Regions from separate parts of the Homo sapiens genome. Here all the other regions are linked to region 1. Evidence: chromatin contacts called from ENCODE Hi-C or POLR2A ChIA-PET data. All regions are on one chromosome and are shown on one strand. Each heading gives the region's core, a stretch centred on a gene start or an enhancer-like site at or near the end of the contact. The rest is flanking DNA. Distances are from core to core; before and after follow the strand shown.

Evidence for each region. A loop is a pair of places that touch in the nucleus more often than their neighbours do. ChIA-PET counts read pairs that join two places held with the same protein, here RNA polymerase II (POLR2A). Pooled maps may share reads with other maps.
Region 2: a loop to region 1 is called in a pooled map, with 6 times the contacts of the local background. The contact joins the enhancer-like site here to the promoter of TMEM254-AS1 in region 1. A Hi-C loop is called at or near these places in 5 of 50 pooled maps. POLR2A ChIA-PET finds 5 or more read pairs at or near these places in 2 of 52 experiments (BJ and PC-3).
Region 3: a loop to region 1 is called in a map of chondrocyte, with 5 times the contacts of the local background. The contact joins the enhancer-like site here to the promoter of TMEM254-AS1 in region 1. A Hi-C loop is called at or near these places in 2 of 168 maps with a recorded cell type or tissue (PC-3 and chondrocyte) and 2 of 50 pooled maps.

Annotation. Positions count from the first base shown.
Region 1 is chr10:80,077,767-80,080,634 of GRCh38, reverse strand. TMEM254-AS1 (TMEM254 antisense RNA 1) reads left to right here and starts at 1,442. Exons shown (of 4, transcript NR_027432.1): 1 at 1,442-1,908. TMEM254 (transmembrane protein 254) reads right to left here and starts at 1,970. Exons shown (of 4, transcript NM_025125.4): 1 at 1,849-1,970. The coding sequence starts at 1,935.
Region 2 is chr10:79,285,107-79,287,974 of GRCh38, reverse strand. All of the region lies in intron 8 of ZMIZ1 (zinc finger MIZ-type containing 1), which reads right to left. Among named protein-coding and RNA genes, the nearest start is that of PPIF, 61 kb to the left of the region's middle. RefSeq lists enhancers at 703-1,353, 1,188-1,807, 1,354-2,004, 2,218-2,407, 2,858-2,868 and cis regulatory regions at 1,132-1,632, 1,141-1,641, 1,157-1,657, 1,255-1,755, 2,243-2,743. Within about 2 kb of position 1,519, at least 23 of the 41 ENCODE cell types and tissues checked have a DNase peak (open chromatin) inside an H3K27ac peak, as active enhancers do.
Region 3 is chr10:79,379,082-79,381,949 of GRCh38, reverse strand. No RefSeq gene overlaps it. Among named protein-coding and RNA genes, the nearest start is that of PPIF, 33 kb to the right of the region's middle. Within about 2 kb of position 1,454, at least 21 of the 41 ENCODE cell types and tissues checked have a DNase peak (open chromatin) inside an H3K27ac peak, as active enhancers do.

The DNA of each region.
Region 1 (2,868 bases), core at 193-2,692:
CAAAACCATTATTTTATAAAAGATATTAGCAAATTTTGAGTTTATGTGCTTTGGCTAGTTTCTTTACTGCAGAAACTGGCTCCAGCCAAACCTCTGTTTAATTTAGAATTCCTTTCTCGGCTTTCCCTTTTTGTACGGCTAAAACTGAGAATGATCCACTGCATAGAGATGGAAAATAAGTGAGATAAGGTTGTGACATTTTAATAGCAACTGCTTAATCACATAAATTTTTCGTAATCTTAACTTTCAGCCTCTGTATTGTAACTTCTGTCAGCTAAGACTTTTCTGAGAATAACTCAACAGTTTCAAAATGTATTGTCCCATTCAAATCTTTGTCAAGAGCAGTACTACCTCTCTCACGATGTTGTTTCACATCTGAAAGTTAAATAATGCACAAATATCACTGCATCCTCCCAAACCAAAGGGAAAGGGGAGCATCTGCCAGCTCCACAAGATCCCAATTTGAAGTCCCCAAAGCTTTCCTCCAACTATATTCTAACTAGTCACAGACACTAAATCGTAGAACAGAAATGCACCTTTGAAAATTTTCAGTTCAACACCTCCATTGTACATATGGGGAAATCAGGACATAGGTTGTCAGATTTGACACCAACAAACAACACTGTGGACAAGACAAATCTCCAATCTCCAGGATCTATTGGTATACCCAAATAGCTTCGCCTTCCTTCAAAATTTTACCACCTTATCACTTGACGTTAGGAGTTCGAGGCCAGCCTCACCAATACCCATGTCTACTAAAAACACAAAAAAATAGCTGGGCATAGTGTAATCCCAGCTACAGGTAAAGACATGAGAATCGCTTGAACCTGGGAAGCAGAGGTTGCAGTGAGCCGAGATCGCCCCACTGCACTCCAGCCTGGGTGACAGAGCGAGACTCCGTCTCAAAAAAACACAAAACTACCACCTTAGCCCCCAACCTACTTTTCCACGCATCTTTCTCGTTATCCTTTAAACAGATTATTTCTCAGCCAAACAAACGTCGCTCTTTTTCTAGGTACAGCTTTCTTCTTGCTTCCACACCTATGTCAGAACAGTTATAGCCTCTTTATCCTCCCTTACCACTTAAATCCTACCCATCCTTTAGATTTATCCCCGTTTTCCAAACAATTCCTATTGGCTCAAACATTCTGCTTCGGAAGCCCTATTCTGACTTGGCAGGCCTATGGCAGTCTGTTAACTTGACTTTCCGCTTCGTGAGAGGCTTAGGCTCGGATAACCCGTTAGTAACCATGCAGAGGTGAGGACCCAAAGACAGGAACACTAGAAAGCAGAAACTATCCTAAGAGCCCACCGAATTTCCGCTTACATGAGTAACCGAGACAACCGTCAGATGCGCGTGCGCACAGGCCCCGTTCCCAGAGCTCCCCTCGCCCTACGAGGGCCCGGCGGGCCAAAACAGAGGCCCGCCCCGCCCCACCCCACGCCTCACCGCGAAGTAGCCCAGCCCCAGGACTGTGACCAGAGAGGGCAAGGGTCTTGCTGGACGGAAATAGGCGGTAGCCGCATTGCTGGCCTCCGACTTCACCATCCTCTTGAAAAACCCAGACACAGAGTTGGCTGGGAGCTCCCCAGCCGTCCCCGCCCCCATATAAGAAAAGCCTGGCTAGCCGGTTTCTCAGGGCCCTGGGCGCCCGCCCAAGACCCTGGCGGACCAGTATGCTTGCTCTCATTGCGGAGTCTGGTCCCCTCCCCTCCGCTCCTAGCGCGCGGGAGTCGGGATTGTGCTTGCACGACTTCCCCCGGCCCGCGGCCTGTGAGCCCAGGTCCTGGGGTGAACCGAGCGCTCGCTCGTTCGTCAGACCGTAGCGCTCCAGCGGCTGTCCTTACTGTGTAGTAGCCAAAGCTGAGGGTGATGACTGTGAACCAGAACAGACTGCCTCGCTGAAAGTAGGTCGCGCCGGCTGCCGTAGCCATGGCTGCAACACCTCCCCGGGAGCGCGCTTCAGGACACCGTCGAGCGCGAGCGCGGAGGCAGGGCCGGGGCCGGCCCGCGCTCCCTCGCCATCCCCGCAGGGAGAAGATGGTGCTGGTTGGGAAGTCCCTGAGAGCGAGTCTCCCTGTCTGGCCCCAGTACAGGGGCCTTGGAATCACACCTGGGCTCAGGTCTGGAGGGCTGGTCATCATCTTGTAGGGGAGACACTCCTGTCACTTTTCTGGGTTTAAGATAAAGATGTTCGGGCTGGCGCGGTGGCGTGTCCCTGTAATCTCAGCACGTTGGGAGGCTGAGGTAGAAAGATCCCTTGAGCCCAGGAGTTTGAGACCAGCCCGGGTAACATAGCTAGACTCTGTCTCGAATGAATGAATGAATGAATGAGGTGTTGGAATAAATTCCAGCAATTTGGGAGGCCGAGTCGGGCAGATCACTTGAGGTCAGGAGTTTGAGACCAGCGTGGTCAACATGGTGAAACCCCGTCTGTACTAAAAATACAAAAAATTTGCTGGGCGCGGTGGTGCCTGCCTGTAGTCCCAGCAACTCCAGAGGCTGAGACAAGACTCTCTTGAACCTGAGAGGTGCAGGTTGCAGTGGGCCCAGATCACGCCACTGCACTCCAGCCTGGGCAACACAGCAAGACCCTGTCTCAAAAAAAAAAAAAAAAGATGGTGTTTTACTAAGAGTCTAATTTTTGAAGTTCTCTGTGCTGTGCACCTTGAGAAATAATGCTGTCCTCATTAGTTAAGATGTTTGGAACTATACAGCACCATGGTTATGAGCAGGGACTGTGAAACAGGCTGCCTGGATTTAAGTCCTGGCTCTGTCTCGGCTATTTGTGTAAGCTTAGATTAATTACTTAGCCCGGCTGTGTCTTAGTTTCTGTATCTGTAACATGAGGATATGCCAGTTTTGGG
Region 2 (2,868 bases), core at 270-2,769, 790 kb after region 1:
CGACACTGCCTGCCCCCTCACCCTGGCACTGGAATTTTTTTCATAGCACTCCACCACTGTCCTAATTATATATTTTTTTGATTATTGTCTGTCTGCCTCTAGAACAGCTCTGTGACGGCAGAGACTTTTGTGCTTAGGACCCTGGTGCAAGTTTCCTCACTCAATCTCCTCATCTGTAAAATGGGCATCAGATGATACCTCCCCACTCTACTCTGTGTTTTCCAACTGTGGGTTACAGAATCTGAGCAGGTGATGACATCCAACCAGCAGGGGAGAAAAAAGCATCAACTAGAAAGTGATGGAGTGTGAGCACACAATAAAGATGAAGATTAGTCCTTGAGCTTCTGTCTTGGTTTTATACACAAATACATGTGCACCTTGGGTCAAGGTGTCGTATGTGTATTTATCGTGGATCTTGGTCAAATAGGTTTGAACACAGGTTCAGCAGCCTAAATCTGATGTGGCTCAAAGAGGAGAATGCAGTCAAAGGGCTTTCCCAACTGAGCGCTGCTCGTGATTTCTGGGGAAACTGCAGGACTCGCATTTGGAGTAGAGGAGCTGTACTCAGGGCACTCAGTTGGCCAGGCACAATGATGGGTAGTGGCTTGTTGAAGATCCAGATGCTTGGGCCAAAGGTGACAGATAGCGACAGACTCTGCTCTCCAGGTGGCGGATTGGAGACTGGGAGCCCAGAGGGAGTGGGCAGTGCAGAGAAACACAGGAAAGTAGCCATGAGCCTGCTCCTCAGGAAGGCTGGGCTGGAACAGCCTCTGTCTCCCAGGGAGGTCACTGGGGACCCGGCACACCACCTGGTTCCAGACTGGCACACCAGAGTCTCACAGGGAGGCTCTACAGGTCACGCTTTTACAAAACAAAGAGGAGATCCCCTGGACACCTGCTGTCCTCAAGGCCCATGTCCTAGGTGTGCTGGATGACCAGAGGGGGTCCCCTACATCTGAACAAAACCCAAGCCTGAGTGGCTTCTCGCCCCAGAACTTCTGCCCCACAAGTTCCCACCAACCCTCCAGGCTGATGGCCTTGAGACGGAAGTTCCTATCCTTTGAGAACATGCCTGGCCAGGCTCAGGAAATGAACCCCCATGGGAGGCCCCAGGGGCCGGCAGGGCCCTGCCTGTGGCCAGGGAGTGGGCAACTGCTGCCTCATCACCTCAGCCCAGGACGCTACACAGGCCCACGAACAAGCTCCCAACTGCCCTGCAGCTCCGTGGGTGAGCCTTGTGGGCGGAAACCAGCTCCTTCCTGTTTTGTCCCCTCTGCCCCAAACTTGGTGAGAAGCAAAGCTAACCAACGTTCCCAAACTGGCCATCCCACTGCCTGGCTGGAAGGTTTGCCGCCCCAGAGCAAAGATGCACGCAGGCATATGGAGGACACATCCGTGCACACACGCGAGGCCCTGCTGGCATGCTGCCCGTGCACTGGGGAAGAGACAGGCACAGCGTGTGGGGCAGTCTCAGGACTAGCTTGCCTCCACACGCACCTGCTGCAGAAGCAGAAGTGGCAGCCGCACCGACAGGACCGTGACTCATCTCATTCTGGGGGAGACGGGCTCCTGCTGTCGCAGAGAAGGCTCTCGCCCCCGCAGGCCCCCACAGCAGCCCTGCTGATGTGACGCCACTGCCTAGACTCAAGATACCACCACCGGGGGAATGCCTGGTCCCTGTTCCCAAGGATGAAGGACCAAGCAGACCCCTGGGCTGCTACCAGAAAGGCATGGCCTGGCTGGGATGGGAGGAGGGTCTGGAGGGTGCCTGAGAGCCCTTCTTCTCTCCGACGAGCACAGTTTAACCTGCAGACTTGCTTCACCTGGTCACAGGTGCTTGGCATTTTTTAATAATTCTGTCCCACTCTGTACAACCCTAATCCAGCATGGCCTGCCCAGTATCACACCATAAGCTGCTCCCAGCCACAGTCCTGTCCAGCCAAAACGGCCCCAACAATCCTGCTCCACCCACAGAAGCACCAAGGCCAGAAGCCATCTGCAATGTCAGCAGCAACGGTTCCATTTGCCAACTGCTCCCTAATACAGGGGCCTCTGTGCCTCTTCTCAGGCTGGCAAGTTCCATCCCACCTTGAAAATGCCATTCATCCTTTCCAGGCTCTTCCAAAGGCCACCTCCTCCGGGAAGCCCTTGCAGAAGGTACTGAACTCCACTGGCTCTTCGCATTCCTGGCAAGAGTGAGAACCCTCTGCCTTCTCCCTTCTGCCTCAGGAGCTGTCACTGATTTCTTGGGCTCCCTGAGCCAAGCATGATGTCTTCACACACCAATAGGGCTCAGGAAACCTTTGCTAAACAAAAAAATGTGCCAGGGAGAAACCACCTCTCTGCACTCACCCTTGGAGTGATGCTGAAAATGAATATGTCCATTTCGTTAAGCCTGATGACCGACCACCTACACAGTGTGTCTGTGGCCACATGGCCACTGGGGCCCAGAAAGTGAGAGAAGGACACAGAGGGAAGCGATGAAACCACTGCTCACTCTCTGTATGCCTCAGCAACCTCATCTATGAAATGGGGCTGATTCAGCCCCTCCCTTCGAAGGCTGCCGTGAGGGTTAAGTGTAAGTGCCTAACATGTATGAGGCCCAGAGTCCCGCACACCTTGGACACCCTGAAACTGCTGGCTGCCGCTGTTACTGTTGTTCTGATTTACTGAGTGACTTCTAGATGCAAGGAATTTTGTGAAGTGGCCTTCACCTAAGAACTCATTCAGTGCCCCATTAAGTGGGCCCAACAGATGCCCATCTTAGAAGCTGGGGCTCACAGAGGTAGCAGAGCCAATCAAGGGCAAGGCTGCCGGGTCACCAGACCGTATCAGGCTCACCACTGTCTTAGGAACTTAGGATCCAGC
Region 3 (2,868 bases), core at 205-2,704, 700 kb after region 1:
CAGACAGGGAGCATCACACAGTGAGCAAACAGATCAGTCCAGGGGAGACGGGGCAGGGGCCCCTCTTCTGACCAAAGCCTGGGCTGTCATGAGGTGGGGCTCCTGCTGAGGGTCATGGGGAACCACAACGAAGCAAGACTATCAGCAGCCACCCACCTGCAAAGCCCAGCATCGGCTCTTGCTGTTCTCAACCTTGCTGCTCACCTGAGTCACCTGCGGGGCTTTAAGAACATCATGCCTTGGTCCCACCCCAGGGAGGCCAAGGAAGTGGTCCAGGGTGTCTGAGTTTGTAAAGCCCCCCAGCTCAGTCCATTGTGCATCCAAAGTTGAGCAGCACTGGACTTCAGATGGTCCCTAGTGTTCCTGTGGGACCCACGGTGATGGGGAGGAGGCAGGGGGCAGAGAGTCCTGTCAAGGGGGCGCCCGGTCCTCAGCTCCAGCCAACTGTTGCTATCTATGAATGTTGTTGCCTGGGGAGGGAGGGAGGGGCAGCAGGAGAAAAACTGGAAATCCCAGTTGTTATGTGAAATTTTCCATGTTTTAAATTTTGGCAACGAGTTAAAGAGTTAACTGGATTTTTGAATAGTGTAGAAGTCAAAGCACATCCCTATGGGCCATCCCACGGCCCCTGACTGTGGCCTCTGAGATGGAGCAGAGAAAACAAAATGCCAGTCCTTGGGGTCAGGGACCATGGATGTGAAGGGGGAGGGAAAGGCAGGAACAGAGGCCACCAAGGCCAGACCTCCTGTCTTATTTGGGGTACAGAGCAAATCCCAGAACAAAGCCCCTTCCTGCTGATTTGCATCTAGAGAATTCCCTGCGCGGTGCCTGCCCTCAGTGTGTGGAATGGCCAGAGTCACTGGCCTGAAAGCAGGTGGCTGCCAGTCGGGCCCAGCAAGGGAGTGGAGAGGGGACCCATCTCCGCCAGGGTGAGAGGAGAATGGACCCCCTCCTCCACACCATGCCCTCTGCCAGCTCAAGTCCTCCAGCAGCCTGGGTGGGGCTATTGCTCTTCTTGGGCAGATCTGAGGAAACAGAGCCGGTGTCTGTCTCAGGGTCCTCCTGTCCCCTTCAGCACTGCCACCAGGCCAGCCCTGCCACCCCAGCTGTGTGACACTGGGTGGCTTTCCCCCTCTCCAAGCCCCAGCTCTCCCCGGGGTGTTGTGTGGATAAGACAACCCACTGAACACAAGACAAAGCGCACTGCTTGCACCCAGGAGGGGCCCGGGGAGTGTGGGTCTCCTGTTCCCACTGTCTGTGGCTCAGGCAGAAGCATCCGACCAGTGATCACACCAGGGATTCCGCAGGGAGCCAGGCCTCGAACCCAGGGCCCCAGGTGCTTTTGCGCACCCAGTAAGCATTGACTGGGCACCCATGCATGTTGAGGCTGGGGCTTCAGGGCTGTTATTTGATGACATGCCCTTGTCTTTGAGTGTGTGGCAGTGTGCATGCGCCTGTGTGTTTGTTTTGTTTTGTTTTCTGTGGAAAGAACACAAACCCAAGGCAAACAGCCTGCATTTCAACATCTCCTGGAGCCGTGGAAACCAGTAACTCCCTGGACAGGAAGGATTTCCGGTTGGACTCAGTGCCCATATCCAGAGGCAGCTGGCTGCTGAGGACCCAGGAGAGAGCAGAGTCCACCAAAGAAATGGCCGGCAAGGGATCCAGAGAGGGTGGCCCTGCTCTGGGCTAAAGCTGAGGCCCCACCGGGAAAGGTCTCACCTAGCACACTCACCCAGCAGGCAGGTGGCAGAGCCAGGATTTGATTGAACTTGGAGTTCTCACCTCCCAGTGCAGCGTATCAGGGCAGAGCTGGGACAGACACAGAGTTGCAAAGGTCAGACCAGGAGTGAGGGTCCAGGGCTGGGTGGTCTCAAAGGGCAAGAGACCAGGCAGGAGGAAGGGAGGTGGGGTAGGTTGGTGCCAAGTGGTGATGGTTGCCAGGTTGTGAGGAGCCCCCTTGGCATCTGCTCCAGACACAGAGAGGGGAGACCTGGCCTGGGGAGAGACAGCGGGAGCTCAACCGCCTGAGCACCAGAGCCCATCGGGAGCCCAGGGCCCCCCCTGGCAGGACCCTGACAAGGCTCTACTTGGAATGTGTGACACAGAGCCTCATGTCCTTATCTGTAAGCTGGGGGCAATCAGGACACACTGAGTGGCAGGAGACACCTGGGCAGCTCCCGCACACAGCCCTGGGGTGGCCACCTCTCTCCCACCAGCCCCCACTGTGGTGCTGAAGCTCCCAGGCTCAGGCTACCAGCCGGCTTCTGCGCTGGACTCCGGCCATAGGCTGGAGTTCCTCCCGGTTTTCTGGCCTCATGCATCCTCCTAACAGTCCTGGCAGAAGCCAGGGCAGAGAACAACATGTCAGTATGTCGGGTGCATAAACTGAGGCCTGGGGAAGCCCTGCTGCCCCAGATTGACAAGCAGGGACCTCCACCACACCCTTCAACCTCCACTGTCTGCGCTGTTTCCGATCCTGACCAGGGCCACCGAGCGGATTCCCACCAGCCTGTCCAGTCCTTCCTTCAGCAAACAGCTGTCTGTCAGTGTGTCCTGGGACCTGGCCCAGAGCTCTGAGCTAAGCCTGGGACCCATAGTCTGCTGGGGAGTCAAGCCCCCACCTGCCCTCCTCAGAGACCCTGGTCCTCCTCCCTACAGCCTGGTAAACCCAGGGCTAGGCATCTGAATGCCACCCTTCCAGGGGCTGCCTCCTGTGCAGCCTGTGCCCGGCTCCTGCCCAGGTGTTTGGAAGTGGGGAGAAGGGGCAGGGAATACCCCAGATGAAGGGAATGAGGGCCGAGGTGGGCTTGCCATCTCTCCAAAGTCAGGTGTCCTTGCTACTCCCCCAGAGAACTGGAGGGAGCC